Regions from separate parts of the Homo sapiens genome. Here region 2 is linked to region 1. The links are chromatin contacts, found by Hi-C or POLR2A ChIA-PET in ENCODE. All regions are on one chromosome and are shown on one strand. Each heading gives the region's core, a stretch centred on a gene start or an enhancer-like site at or near the end of the contact. The rest is flanking DNA. Distances are from core to core; before and after follow the strand shown. Region 1 overlaps PRKAR1B (protein kinase cAMP-dependent type I regulatory subunit beta). Region 2 overlaps PRKAR1B (protein kinase cAMP-dependent type I regulatory subunit beta).

What was found. A loop is a pair of places that touch in the nucleus more often than their neighbours do. ChIA-PET counts read pairs that join two places held with the same protein, here RNA polymerase II (POLR2A). Pooled maps may share reads with other maps.
Region 2: a loop to region 1 is called in a map of naive thymus-derived CD4-positive, alpha-beta T cell, with 6 times the contacts of the local background. The contact joins two enhancer-like sites. A Hi-C loop is called at or near these places in 2 of 168 maps with a recorded cell type or tissue (naive thymus-derived CD4-positive, alpha-beta T cell and posterior vena cava) and 4 of 50 pooled maps. POLR2A ChIA-PET finds 5 or more read pairs at or near these places in 8 of 52 experiments (BJ, H1, HEK293 and 4 more).

The regions. Positions count from the first base shown.
Region 1 is chr7:663,997-671,454 of GRCh38, reverse strand. The region is part of intron 4 of PRKAR1B (protein kinase cAMP-dependent type I regulatory subunit beta); the gene reads left to right. Among named protein-coding and RNA genes, the nearest start is that of DNAAF5, 59 kb to the left of the region's middle. Within about 2 kb of position 3,219, at least 9 of the 41 ENCODE cell types and tissues checked have a DNase peak (open chromatin) inside an H3K27ac peak, as active enhancers do.
Region 2 is chr7:579,725-587,182 of GRCh38, reverse strand. PRKAR1B (protein kinase cAMP-dependent type I regulatory subunit beta) reads left to right here. Exons shown (of 11, transcript NM_001164760.2): 8 at 2,615-2,675. Among named protein-coding and RNA genes, the nearest start is that of PRKAR1B-AS1, 19 kb to the left of the region's middle. Within about 2 kb of position 2,927, at least 5 of the 41 ENCODE cell types and tissues checked have a DNase peak (open chromatin) inside an H3K27ac peak, as active enhancers do.

The sequences.
Region 1 (7,458 bases), core at 1,970-4,469:
ATCCCCCAAAACCCCACCCAAACACCCAGATATGTGCTTGGAGTTCCCAGGGGTTCTGGTGCTTCTTGGAACTCACCCGTCCCTCTGCATGGCTCGTTCCTCTTGAAGTAGCCACAGTGAGAGGCAAATGTTTGGGCGTGGGGAGCCCCCTGAGCTGTTCCCTCCAGAGGCAGCCCGTGAGCTTAGAGCTTATCAAAAGCCCGGCTCTGGCCAAATGACATCCACGCCCACCTTCAGAATCTGAATTCTGCGGAGCTCGATGAAGGCAACGGAGGGACGGAGAAGCGGTGGGTTGGGGAGGGTGGGTGGTGTTCAGGGCCCTTTAGAAACCCTCAAGTCCTCAACCTGAGGAAGAAGGAGGTGGACGGTCGCTTCAGCTCTTGACCCATTTGTCAGACAGAACCACTCACGCGAAATCTGTGTCCCCATCTTCTGGCTGATGAGCCTGGGGTCACTGAGAGCGCCGAGGTCGGGAAAGCTCTGGCTGAAGATGGGCTGGGATGTGCTGCAGCCACGATCATCTCCGGTATCTGGGGCTGATGCCGTGTCCTCGGTCCTGAGCCCCTCTGCCTGACGCCGTGGCATGGGGGAGCTCGGAGGCTGTCCTCGGTCCGGAGCCCCGCTGCCGGATGCCACGGCGTGGGAGAGCTCGGAGGCCGTCTTCGGTCCTGAGCCCCTCTGCCGGATGCCGTGGCGTGGGGGAGCTCGGGGGCCGTCCTCGGTCCTGAGTCCCTCTGCTGGATGCTGTGGCGTGGGGGAGCTCGGAGGCCGTCCTGGGTCCTGAGTCCCTCTGCTGGATGCTGTGGCGTGGGGGAGCTCGGAGGCCGTCCTCGGTCCTGAGCCCCTCTGCTGGATGCTGTGGCATGGGGGAGCTCGGAGGCCGTCCTCGGTCCTGAGCCCCTCTGCTGGATGCTGTGGCGTCGGGGAGCTCAGAGGCCGTCCTCGGTCCTGAGCCCCTCTGCTGGACGCTGTGGCATGGGGGAGCTCAGAGGCCCAGGCCGCCTAGCTCTTGGGCTCAGCTATCAACACGGGCTTCCATGTTCATGGAGGCACAGGCTTGTCACCACCTCAGCCCAGAATTGTCACATGTCACAGGTGAGCATGGGCCATGGACTGGTCCCCTGGCCTGGCGTGGTTGCAGGGATGCTGGGCAGTCATTCCCTGGGTGCCTAGGGAGGAGGAATATGAAGTGGGGTTTCATGAACTTGTAGCTCCATCTCATTTCCAACATCTGTCCTCCCTGCATGTGCAATGTTTACATCCAAACCCTAAAAAAATGGCACGTGGGGCTGGGCGCGGTGGCTCACGTCCATAATTCCAGCACTTTGGGAGGCCGAGGCGGGTGGATCACGAGGTCAGGAGATTGAGACCATCCTGGCTAACACAGTGAAACCCAGTCTCTACTAAAAATACAAAAAAAAATCAGCTGGGCGTGGTGGCAGGAGCCTGTAGTCCCAGCTGCTAAGGAGGCTGAGGCAGGAGAATGGCGTGAACCTGGGAGGCGGAGCTTGCAGTGAGCTGAGATCGTGCCACTGCACTCCAGCCTGGGCGACAGAGCAAGACTCCGTCTCAAAAAAAAAAAAAAAATATGGCACGTGGACCTGCCCACCAGCCTTCTCTCTCGCTCTTGTTTTCATTGTGGCAAATATATATCACATAAAGTTTGCAATTTTAACCTTTTCTTTTTTTTTGAGATGGAGTCTCACTCTGTCACCCAGGCTGGAGTGCAGTGGCGCTATCTCGGCTCACTGCAACCTCCGTCTCCTGGGTTCAAGTGATTCTCCTGCCTCAGCCTCCCGAGTAGCTGAGATTACAGGTGTGCGCCACCACACCTGGCTAATTTTTGTATTTTTAGTAGAGATGGGGTTTCAGCATGTTGGCCAGGCTGGTCTTGAACTCCTGACCTCAGGTGATCCACCCACCTCAGCCTCCCAAAGTGCTGGGATTACAGGTGTGAGCCACTGCACCCAGCCCATTTTAGCCATTTTTAAGTGTTTAATTCAGTGGCATTAGTTACATTCACAATGGTGTGCTGCCATCACCACTCTTTGTTTCCAAAATTTTCATCATTCCAAATGGAAGCCCCACACTTATTCAGCAGTCAGTCCTATCACCCCCTCCTGGGCCCCTGATAGCCCCAATTTACTTTCTCTTTCTATGAGCTTGCCTATTCTAAATATTTCATGTAAGTCATTATGGGACTTAAATGAACCATGATATATGACCTTTCGTGATGGGCTCTTTCACTGAGCACAGTGTTTTCAAGGTGCATCCACAGCATAGCATGTATCAATGCTCTCTTCCTTTTTCAGGGCCGAGTAATATTCCACTCCACGGCCACACCCCATTTGTGTATCCATTTGTCTGCTGATGGACACTTGGGTTGTTTCCACCTTTTGGTTATTGTGATTAGTGCTGCTGTGAACATGGGTGTGCAGGTGTCTGTTTGAGTCTCCTGGGCAGATGCTGATGGATGGAATTGCCGGGTCATATGGTAGTTCCATGTTTAGCTTTTTGAGGAACCACAGATTGTGCTTCCCTTCCAGCCTGACCGAACTCAGAGCCTCCCATTCCTTTCTGTGCCCTCTTGGTGGCAACTGCGTTTCAGCTAAACTCCTCAAATCCTTTCTGGGCTCCTCCCCAGCTCCCAGGCTCTAGGTAGGTTCAGTAAAGCTCTTATTTTAGGGCCAGCCTGGACCCTGAGTGTGAGCTGAGTCAAATGATATCTCTGGGCCATCCCAGCTGTTTATGTCCAGTGCTGGGTCCTGTGCCCTTGGCCCTGAGAATCAGAACGACATGCGCCCTCCATCTCTGACCCCTCTGGATCCGAGAGCTACGCGGACAAGAAACAGAGGAAGCAGATGGTTGGCTTAAAAACTCCTCTTTGTAAGGCTGGCTTGAAAAGGAAGCTTTTGCACAGGGTGTGTGTGTCGGTTTCAGCTCTTTTGTTTTGCACACAGGAAAACTCACTTTCCATATCGAAGCCCCAGTGGGCTCCTTTTTCTGGCCACGGTCTCTAAAGAAACAGGCTGATGGCTCAGGAAACCGGTTCCAGAGGGAGTGGGCAGGGGAGGGATTGTCTCTGGACCTTTCACGTGATGTCTCCCCTGTGCAGCATCCAGATAGTTTGCTTTTTCCAGTTTACTAGAAGCTGAGCTTCATAGCTTTGCCTCTGCTCAGCTGTGGTTTGGCGAGCAAAGCCAAATTCCTTCCAAGTTTACAGGGCGTCTGGCACACCCCTGACTTTGAGGCTGCCTGCTCTTCTTCTCTCTGCTTCCCCGCTTAGGAAGAGTGCGGCAGAGAATCCTTTGCAGATGCATCCACCTGCAGGGTTTGCACACCTGCTGGCCTAATGACCCCTCCGTACAAGTTCAGGTTCAAGACAGATATCCCCATCATCACAGGCTGTGTGACTTTGCTCTTGTCGATCCGTAACAGTGTGGGAGATACATAAGGTTGTGCGAGAGATACGTAAGCTTGGAGAAGGGTAGAAATTATGTTTAAGACCTTTGATTTAAAGGAAGATAGTGCAACGTGGTTGTGAGGGAGGCTGCAACTCCCCCAGACCGCCTGCCTGTCCTTCTAGGATGGTGGTATTGCTAGTTGGCCTTGATCGAAGGGTTTCCCTGGGCCTTTGCACAGGATCTGTGAGAGGCATAGTGTCAACCTCACAGCCTCAGTTTCCTTCCCTGTCCTTGTCCAAGGCCCCACAACTCCTCAGGAGCAGAGCTAGGGTTTGAGCTCGAGTTCTTGGGCACCTAAGCCTGTGCTCCCTCCCCTGTAAGGACACATCACCTGCACCTGCCGCTACCCTGCCTGCATGGTGAAGGAAGATTGAGAATGGGTGATTTAGGCATTGCCAGTGAGCGGGGTCCATACTGTCCTGTAGTGAACTGCAGCTGCAGGGAGACAGCTCAGGGGTGAGACAGGACCAGGAGTTCCCATCACACAGGTGTTGGGCTGGAGTGGTCTTATTCCCAGGCACGCCTATGCACACAGTCATGCACACACAATCTCACTCAGATACCACAGAATTTAAGGTGTGTTTAAAACATCTTTTGGAAGGAGAGAGTTGTGGATGTCATTTATAAGTAATAACATTCTCTGAGCCTCAGTTTCCTCAGGTGTCAAATGAAGATAATAAAACCTACTTTGAGGTTGTTGTGAGAATATAAAGCAAGAATATCTATGTGTGTACTGTTATCACCACCATCATTATCATCACCATCATAGTCATCACCATTACCATCATCACCATCCCCACCATCACCATCATCACTGTCATCATCACCATCATTATCATCACCATCACCACCACCATCCTCATCACCACCATTGCCATCATCATCGTTATCACCACCATCATCATCACCATCCCCACCATCACCATCATCACTGTCATCATCACCATCATTATCATCATCACCATCACCACCACCATCCTCATCACCACCATTGCCATCATCATCTTTATCATCACCATCATCATCATCACCGCCATCATCATCACTGTTGTGGTCATTGTCATCACCATCTTTCTGTGGCCCTTTGGCTGTGTGGCAGTGGAGTCCATGAAGGTACTTCTTCTGGATGGTGCCTTGCCCCTTGGAGGCTGGCCCGGCTATCCAGACAGACCCCGCAGTCAGGCCCCACTCAGTACTTGGTCTGAGAAAGAGGCTGGGGTAGCCTTGAGTCATTCTCTGCTCCACCCTGGGCCTGAGTTGGTGAATAGGCCGCTCCGGGCCTCCCAGCACCCACAGTCAGCAGGAAGATCCCTAGGAGGCCACCTTGTCCCCACCTCACTGTACTGAACAGAGCTCTGAGACCCAGTGAGAGGGGGCCTTGGCCTGTTGCACTGACCCACACAGCAATTGTCCAGCTGGGGCTGGAGTGGGGTGTCCTTATCCCCTGGGACGGCACCTGCACAGCCCCTCTGCAGAGTTGAGTAGCTCCCAGGGCAGGCCCCAGGGTGGTGGTAGGTGCAGCCTTCTCACCTTGTGTCAGCTATTGGAGCGAAGCAGATTCCGCATCCTACCTGGGGTGCCCGGGGCAGTTACGCCTCGGCCAGGGACCTCAGCAGCCTCAGGAAGCAGCCCCGCGTGCTCCGGAGCTCTCTGATGTGCCAGGACCATGAAGGCTGTCCCTGGAGCGTGTGTCCCAGGGAAGCAGCCCCGCATGTTCCGGAGCTCTCTGATGTGCCAGGACCATGAAGGCTGTCCCTGGAGCGTGTGTCCCAGGCCTTGGGGAGTGAGGTGGAGGCCCTTGGGTTCTATCCCGGTCCCTTCCCGGCTTTCCCTGATTAGGGCGCCTGTAGGGGGAGCATCGCTGAGCTCCTGGGAGCCGAGAAACGTGATAATTGGGTGGCACCGTGCGTGTTTGTGTTGTGCGTTGGGCCTCCGGCGGGGACCTCATTACTGGAGCTGCCAGACGGGCACAGGCGAGGGCACCTCACCCTTGAGGCGGCCTTCCTGGCAGTGGCTCCAGCTCTCTGCTGCTTTAATTAAAACAGGCCTCTGGCTTGAGCAGCACCGCTGGCCTGCGCAGCTGTCTGTTATCTGTCGCTGTTTCTCTTCCTCCCACCCGCGTATCTCTGCAGTCTGTTTTTCCACAAACTGGCTCGGATCCTCAGGTGATGGGAAAAACAAGCCCTTCTGCCGAATTCACGGGCAGCTGAAGGGAGCTGTCTCCTGGCTTCTCTGAGCCTTCACGGCCCCCTCTCCCCATTCTGGCTTGGGCTTTGGGACTTTCTGCTTCCCTTTCGGGCAACATTAAAAAAACAAAATTAGCATTTTGGAAAATGCAGGGCCTCATCCGAGGAGATGCTTAATGGCTTGAACATGCAAAGAATTTGATTTCCATTTGCAGAAAGCCCAGCTGGATCTCAGCAGAGGAGACCTTGAGGTTAGCAAATCAGGGGCCACGTGAGCCCGGGAGGCTTTAGAAGCTGAATTCAACGGAGGCTGAAGCCTGGGGTTTGAAGCTTGCATCAGATGATGTATGCAATGGCCAGTCCCTGGGCCATGGGCCTCGGGCATGTTGTCTTTCTAGAGCTCCCCCGTGGCCCCCGAGGCTGCCGTTTGGCAGGGGAGGCAGAGAGAGGTTAAGCAGGCTGCGTCGGGCCACCCAGCTTGGAGTAGAAGCTGGGACTTTGACCTGGCTGGGATGTGGCTGCTTGGGGCTGACTTGCCCACCGTGAATGCACACACAGCTCATTAACCTGCCGGGAAAAGACAACAACCTTTTTAAGAGAACAGTCATTTTCCACACGCCTAGCGTTTTCCAGCTAATAACAAGTCTCGTGGCCTGCGCCTGGAGCTGCGGGGCAGTTGCAGCTCTCCGTGGAGCCTGTTTCAAAGGGTCTCCAGGGCTGGCGCTATCTAATACCACAGTGACAACAAGCCCTCTTGCTTTGTCTGATTTGTGAGTGGAGAGAAGAACCTCAGGTCTTTCTTACCACTTCCCCCAGGTGATCGTGGCCTGCGTGGATCTTGCCTGTGGTCCTGGCTGTTTGGTGCCCTGAGATTTTTGTTTTTGTTTTTTTGAGACACAGTCTTGCTCCGTTGCTCAGGCTGGAGTGTAGTGGCACGATCTTGGCTCACTGCAGCCTCGACTTCCTGGGCTCAAGTGATCCTCCTGCCTCAGCCTCCCGACTAGCTGGGGCCACAGGCGTGCACCACCACACCCAGCTATTTTTTTTTTTTAGTTTTTGTAGAGACAGAGTCTCGCTGTGTTGCCCAGGCTGGACTTGAGCCTCCTGGGCTCAAGCGATCCTCTGGCCTCAGCCTCCCATAGTGTTGGGATTGCAGGCATGAGCCACCACACCCAGCAGCTGCTGTAACATTTTGAAACTTGTGGAATTTGGTGGTGTGTGGTCTCCGGTACCACATCTTCTGACCCCTAGCCAGTTCACGTTTTGTTGTCACTGACAAGCCCCTGCAGACCTGGGGGCTGAGATGCTGCACGTGGCCTCTGCCTCCAGCACCCAGTATGTGGATGGGGACCCGAGGCCCAGAGAAGGTGCAGGAAGGCCCACTGCCCCGGGCAGGGAATGGGGCTGTCCTTCAGATGGAGGGTGCCAGGGCAGAGGCTGTGTTCATGCAGGCCTGAGGCTAAGCCCTGGTGCAGCACTGGCCACTGTGCTGTGTCGGGGACCACATAGCGACCAGAAGGAGGGATGCACCAGCTTTCACATTCCGACGGACGCCATGGGTCCTGGCATGGCTCCATTCTTGAGCCCTGGTCACTAAAAATAGCCCCGTCGCCTGCCAGCGGGTGTGAGGAATTCACCAGCTGGCTGGGGATGGGGGTCTGTGGAGAGAGGCCAGGCGAAGGGAAGGTTGCGTGGGGAGGGCCCTCCATGGAGGGGAATGTAACCGTCGAGCTGGTCCTGGCCCTATGGGGCTCCTTGTAATACAAAGCATCTTGTCAGCAATTTGGTGACCCTGTTCCCACTTGTCG
Region 2 (7,458 bases), core at 1,678-4,177, 84 kb after region 1:
AGGGGTCTTGCTTCTCCTGTCCAGTCCATCTCTCTTTCCTGACATCTCCTTCCTACATACGTTGCTTAGAAGGTGGGATAAATTCCTGGTTAACACAGTGAAACCCCGTTTCTACTAAAAATACAAAAAACATTAGCTGGGCATGGTGGCGGGCGCCTGTAGTCCCAGCTACTCCGGAGGCTGAGGCAGGAGAATGGCGTGAACCCGGGAGTTGGAGCTTGCAGTGAGCCGAGATCGCACCACTACACTCCAGCCTGGGCAACAGAGTGAGACTGTCTCAAAAAAAAAAAAAAAAAGAAGGTGGGATAAATGACCCTCCTTCACCATTGCCCCCAGGCGTTGTGGCAGCTGGGAGGGTCCCTGGCAGCAGGGTGTTATGCCAGCCGCCTGCAGGACTCAGAAGAGTTTATAGTTTTCTATCTTAACCTAGGTTTCCTAGCCTATCCTTACCCTTAGGATTAAATTTTGCTGGATGTATTAGTTAGCTGTGGCTGTGTAACAAATTCCCCTCAAACTTAGTGGCCTCTGTCAACAGTGTTACATTTGTTCCATTTCCTGTGGGTCATGGAGGAAGCAGCTGCTCGGCTCTGGCCTGGAACCCTCCTCGGGCTGGGGGGATCAGAAGGTCTTATGGGGCAGAGGAGATTTCTGTGGTGGCTTCCCCCCAACAGGGCTGGAGGGTGGCAGGAAGGTGCTGCTCCTCCTCTGAGCTTCTCTGCAGCTGAGCGATCCAGGAGAGAGCAGGGCAGGAGCCACAGTATCTTTTACAACCTGGCTTTGCAAATCTCAGACTCATTTCCTTAGCATTCTCTAGTTGGATCCGTCAGCCCTATTCATCGTGGTCTTAGTTGCATCCGTCAGCCCTATTCATCGTGGGACAGAGCACACAGGGTGTGGACACCAGGAGGCGAGTGAGGATCATTGGGGGCCGGCTGCCTCCATGCCAGGTGTAACAGAAATACTCAAAATAACAGTGTCTTAAACCACACGGCTGTTTCTCACGCTCTGGGAGTCTGTCTAGGGTGGGTGTGTTGTTCCATGGGGCCCGAGAACCAGCTTTCTCTTACTGATGCTCCTCAGGGGCCCAGGATGGCTGCTGCAGCCCCAGCCATCATCTCCACATGCCAGTCAGCAGGAAGGAGGAGAGGGGAGGGACATGTTCAGAAACTGCACATGCCACTGTGTCTGCGTGCCCCTGGTCAGCACTTGGTCAGTTGCACAGGTGGGAGGCACCTGGTAAATGCTGCTCACTGTGGTTTTCTGTCTCAGGGCATTACGGGAATTTGCAAAACAGCATGTCAGGAAGGGGTAAAATACGTCCCCATTCAAGTTGAGAGGCGGGGGCAGCTTTGGGGCTTTTAGGGCCCAGTCTAGGCTTTCCTTCTTGGTTCCGTGGTTCCTATCTAGGGTGGTCACTCAGCCCTGCGGAGCTGCAGTTTCTGCCTCTGGAAAATAAGGATAAAAGTATGTTCCCCTCTCAGGGTTATCTGTTGCGAGGTCGATGTGGGTCAGTGTGTCCAAGAGCCCCCCTCCCTGACCTGGAGTGGGCGTTCAACACAGCAAGTTCCCTCCTCCCTCCTTTCTCCACACCCCAGGGGACTTATCTAGGGTCACGGAAAAACCTCATCACTAGCATGTCGTCTCTCGGTCTGACTCACATCCCGGCGTACACCCTACTCGAACGCGTGGCCTCTGTCAGTGGATGATACCATTTGAATTTTAGCAAAGTCGAGCTTGCTGCTGTCCGGGTGGACTCTGTGTCTCTGTTTTTGGAATGTGCAGTGCTGAATCGTACCCACCGTGCGGCTGCTCTGTACAGTTGTGGAGTTCGTGCACTGTACAAAGGCCCAGGCAGAGGGTTGAGAGGGGCTGAGACCCAGGCTGCTTTCTGCACACCAGGCTGGAGCTGACTGCCTAGAGCAGGGGCCTCGTTCCTGTTTGCACCAGGGCCCATCAGCTTGATGGGATGTGTGTGCTTAAAGAAGGGGTGTGTTTTTCTAATTCACATTTATAATCCTAGTTTCTAGAATGAATTCTAATTTCTAATTCACATAACGCTGACAGGGCCGTGTTTGTTGGTATTGTATGATTCAGCATGCTTTTCCCAGGGTTGAGGGAAGTCAAGTATCGGCTTTTAATGGGTAACGAGGCAGCTTCAGGCACGGCTGGATCCAGGGTCTTAGCTGACGTCAGCCGCACTCTCCCTTCTACGTCATGTGCTTGAGTCTCTGTGTTGGCCTCAGTTTCTCCAGATGTGTTTATGAGCTCCCTGCCCTTCATGGCTAGAAACCCGGGTTCAGGCTCTGGCTGGCTGTGCGCTCACCGTGTGGAACTACCACGGGTCCTGGCTGGGTGGGGAACTCTGCTGCCAGCCAGGACACTTAGCAACCATGCCGGGAGCTTCTCCAGAAGCCCCCCGGGAGGAGGGAGGTGGGGGGCATAGGACACCGTGGCAGCTCACGCAGACTCCGAGTCGTCGAGGGCTTTGGGGACTTGGAATGCTTGGAGGGTCTCATTTAAAAGTTGAGAGTCATTTGGGGAAATCTGGAAACGTCAGGATGATCCAGGTATGAAGATTCACCTTCTTGTCTGTTTTTTACTTTCTCCCGAACAGGGCAGCACGCTGAGGAAACGCAAGATGTACGAGGAGTTCCTCAGCAAGGTCTCCATCCTAGGTCAGTGGCTGCGCCCCTGCACGGCTGTGTGTCCCGACATCTGGGCGCCTGCTGGCCACCCCGGCCTCTTCCCCATTCCCTGCGTGGCTGGCAGTTGAGTGTTGTTGGTATTATGGAGGTTTGGGGTGCAACACACAGGCATGCTCACGCACAGACACGTGCACAGATGACACACACTGTCACTTGTTGGCAAACCCCAAGAGCCTGCCTCCTCTCTCGTGGGCGGGGCTGCCCTGCTTCTCAACGTCTCTGCCATCCTGTGCGTTTCCTGTCTGCTTCTCCCTTTGCTGTCAGAGCCGCGCCCCCAGCCTTCCCTCCACACCAGTCCGTGTAGAGCTGAAAGCCAGTGTTGGCTCCCGGTACACGTGTGAGCTGGGTCGAGCTGCTTTCCCTGACCTGTGCTAGTTCCCTTCTAAGCGCAGTTTCTCTGGGAGCCGCCTCTGCCCTTTCTACGCCGCCATCATTGCTCTCAGTTCCGGGAAGGATAACGGCAGGCTGGGGTTTCAGGTGTGCCCAGGGCCCTTTCACCTTCGGGTGAGCCTGCTTAACGGCCTGGCAGGAAAGACGCTGCTGAAGCCTGAGTTATACGCGATGGCGCCAGCTGGGCCAGTGGGGGCTCCTTGGGCTAGAGCAGGCAGAACCGTGCAGGTGTGTGGGGGTGAGTGTGCACATGGGGGTGTGTGTGCGTGTGTGTGCATGAGTGTGCATGTGAGTGCACATGGGTGTACACGTGAGTGTGCATGGGTGCGAGTGCACATGCATGGGTGTGTGCATGTGTGTAGAATGCGTGTGAATTGCACGTGTGTGAGGGTGTGAGTGCACCGTGTGGGTTGTGTGTGGGTGTGTGCGCATGGGTGTGCATGCATGTGAGTGTGGGGGTTTGAGTGTGCACGTGTGAGGGGGTGTGTGTGCACCTGGGAGTGTGCAAGTGTGTGTGCATGGGTGTGCACGCATGTGTTTGGCACGTGTGTGAGTGGGTGTGTGCACGCGTGTGTGGGTGTGTATGGGTGTGCACACACGTGTGTGCGTGGGTGTGAGTGCACGTGTGTGAGTGGGTGTGAGTGTGCACTGTGGGTGTGTGCGTGTGTGCGTGGGTGTGCACACGTGTGGGGGGTGTGAGTGTGCACATGTGTGAGTGGGTGTGTGCGCCTGTGTGTGTGCACGTGTGTGTATGCAGTGTGGCTGTGCCTGTGTTCCTTCTTGGGGAGGACTTTGACCCCTGTTCTCTCTGAAATCCTTCTGTGAAATGTCGAGAAAGGAGCGTGCGGGTCTTTCCATTGTGGTAAAATGCACGTCACAGCACGCCGACCGTTTTGACCTTTCCCGGAAGCGCATTTCAGGGCCGTTGAGTCTACACACGACGTTGTCGGCACCGCTCCCATCCCAGAGCCCCGTCCTCACCCGAGACAGAGCCCCGTCCCTGTGAGCCGTCACCCCCCCTGCCCTCCCGGCCCTGGCAGCCCCCGGACCCTCCTGGTCTCTGTGGATTATTTGCCTGCTCGGGACGTTTCGTGGGAATGGAATCACCTGTGTGGCTTTGTGTCTGGTTTTAATTCTAGTGCCATTTTGAAAATGTCATACTTGGAAACACAAAACGAGTTGGTCCGCCAGATTTTATAGGGGCCGAGAGGGGGACATTTGCTCCCTCTGCAAAATCCCAAACGCAGGGCCTCTGCCGCCCGTCTGGGCGTCCCGCTGCCTTTCAGCCAGACCTGGGTGGTCCGGCCCCTGGTGCCCACCAGGCACTGCATAGTCAGCCCTGTGCCCACAGACTCCTTCATTCACCAGCGCTGTCGAGACAACGGTTGCTGCAGGCCATGAAGGGCGAGACCCTCTCCCTGCTCCGGGCGAGGGCTGGTGACCCCCCGGCTGGAGGTGGCTTCTTGCTTCCTGCGTCCCGGGCTCTTAGGGGCCGTCGCACGCCCTGGCCGCGTGGCCTCCGTCCGCCCATTTATGTTCCTCTGATTAATGCAGCAGCCAGCAATGTGACCGGCTTCTCCGTGGCCTCCCAGAAGAGTAACCACAAGGCACGATTCCCTTTTCCTGCCCAGTCAGCATCGGCACAAAGTCCTCCAAAAAGTGGCTGGCGGGGCGGTGTCTCCGCAGGCAGCTTGGCCGGAGGGATGGCCCTGGATGAGCCTGAAGCCGTGGGCTTCGGCATTTCTGTCCCCACACCAGAAACCTGGGAACGGCTTTTGTGCCTGGATGCTCCTGGGACCCCGCTTTCTCCTGAACGCGCAGGGCTCGGCCCCTAGGACAGGAGACCCCGTAGAATCAGCATGGCCCACATGGGAGCTGCAAGTCTGCAGAATTCCAGCACAGAGCTTGACGATGGGTTCCCCCCTGGGCAGGTGCACGCAGCCTTACGACGTCTCGTCCTGTGGCTGCAGGCTGCCCTTGTCAGGTGCTTTTTGGGACACGTGACTGCGTTTATTCTGCAGTTTACATGGTGAATGGGGATGGATCCCATCTGTGCAAAATAAAAAATTAGCTGGACATGATGGTACATGCCTGCAGTCCCAGCTACTTGGGAGGCTGAGGTGGGAGGATCACTTGAGGCCATGAACTCCAGACCAGCCTCGATAACATAGCGAGTTCCTGTCTCTCCAAAAAATTTTTAAAAAGTTAGCCGGGTGTGGTGGCTCATGTCTGTAATTCCAGCACTTTGGGAGGCCGAGGTGGGAGGATCGCTTGAGCCCAGGAGTTCAAGGCTGTGGTGAGCCGTGATCACGCCACTGCACTCCAGGCTGGGTGACAGAGCGAGACCCTGTCTCTTGAAAAAAAAAATGGGGCCAAAAGTGCCATCTCCCTGTGGTTTCTTCTGTCAGTTTTCATCCAAGATTAATGTAGCCAGGAGATAATTTTTGTTTTTAGAACTCAGAATACTACAGGTTTCAAATGTAATAGAGTAAGCATTTGCTAATCAAATATGTGGAAATGAACTTCCTAACTGCAGCTGACTTCTGAAATGAGATGCCTCGTATTACTGTCCTTGTAAGGAAACCAGTAAAGAAAACACTCCAAATTCATATGCTGGTCTCATTCTGCACCCTGAACACAAACCATAATTGCTCTAAAAAATCACCTGCATCATTTAATTGTCAGGTGTGCACTGATGTGTTGGCCTGCTTGGGAGCACGCCTGGGTTCTGAATTATTCAGCAGCTTCTGTCTGGTACAGACTTTTTTTTTTTTTTTTTTTTTTTGAGACAGAGTGTTGCTCTGTTGCCCAGGCTGGAGGTCAGTGGTGCTATCTCGGCTCACTGCAAGCTCCGCCTCCCGGGTTCACGCCATTCTCCTGCCTCAGCCTCCGGAGTAGCTGGGACTACAGGCGCCCGCCACCACACCCGGCTAATTTTTTGTATTTTTAGTAGAGACGGCGTTTCACCGTGTTAGCCAGGATGGTCTCGATCTCCTGACCTCGTGATCCGCCCGCCTCGGCCTCCCAAAGTGCTGGGATTACAGGCGTGAGCCACCGCGCCCAGCTGGTACGGACCCTGTTTTTAGGAAGCTGGTCAAACAGCTCTGGTTGTGGGGTCCTCGCCCCCCTTCCCTATGCTGCAGAATCTGCCCGGCCCTGGGGTTCGTGGGAAGCATTTTCCTTTGCAACCTACGGCGCCGACAGGGATTTTTAAGGAGAGAAATCTCCCTCCTAACCTAGATGTAAAATAAATGCTTTGCTTTTTATTTTTAGCTTCTGACCTACATAGGTAGCATCTGATTTGTATAGGCCAGGAAACGTTTGTTTTTTTTTTTTTTTTTTTGTCAAAAAAGAAATCGTTAATCAGGTGATCATTATTTTCTTATAAAATCTGACGTTAGTAAATTTTTTTTCCTTCCAAGGGTTAGGGATGAATAAAGACAGGGAAGGGAAGACCTTGTGAGAAGGGCGGAAAGATAACATTGAGTTTGCAAGCATTTAAAGATAAACTTGGCATGGGAAGTAAGCATTTTGACCTAAAATAGTAGAACGTATACTGTGCCTTAATGTTGCAACATAAATGCAGTTCCATGTTGTTTGATCAGTCCCCTGATGAACAGTGTTTCTTTTCGATGGGCAGTTACCATTCTGAATTATTTTGTTATTCATGTATTATTATTATTTTTTTTGTATTTTAGTAGAGATGGGGTTTTGCCATGTTGACCAGGCTGGTCTCGAACTCCTGAGCTCAGGCAATCCACCCACCTCAGCCTCCCAAAGTGCTGGGATTACAGGCTTGAGCCACTGCACCCGGCCAGTTTTTCTGTTTTTTTCTTTTTTCTTTTTTTTTTTTTTTTGAGACAGGGTGTTGCTCTGTCTCCCAAGCTGGAGTGCAGTGACGTGATCATAGCTCACTGCAGCCGCGACCTCCCGCGCTCAAGTGATCCTTTTGCCTCATCCTCCTGAGGAGCTGGGACCACAGGTGTACACCACCACGCCTGGCTAATTTTTTAATTTTTGTAGAGACGAGATCTCACTGTGTTGCCCAGGCTGGTCTTGAACTCTGGCCTCAAGCGATCCTCCCGCCTTAGCATCCTGAGTAGCTGAGACTACAGGTACACACCAGCATGCCTGGCTGATTTAAAACATTTTTTGTAGAGATGGGGTCTCATTATGTCGGCCTGGCTGGTCTTGAACTCCTGGCCTCAAGCGATCCTCCTGCCTCAGCCTCCCAAAGTCTTGGGATTTATAGGCGTGAGCCCACTGTGCCTGGCTTCTGAGTTATTTTAAACCACTTAGTAGGCTTTGTGCTTAGCTGGGACTCCATTGTTTGCAAAAATGTAAGCAGCTCTATTCTTTTGAA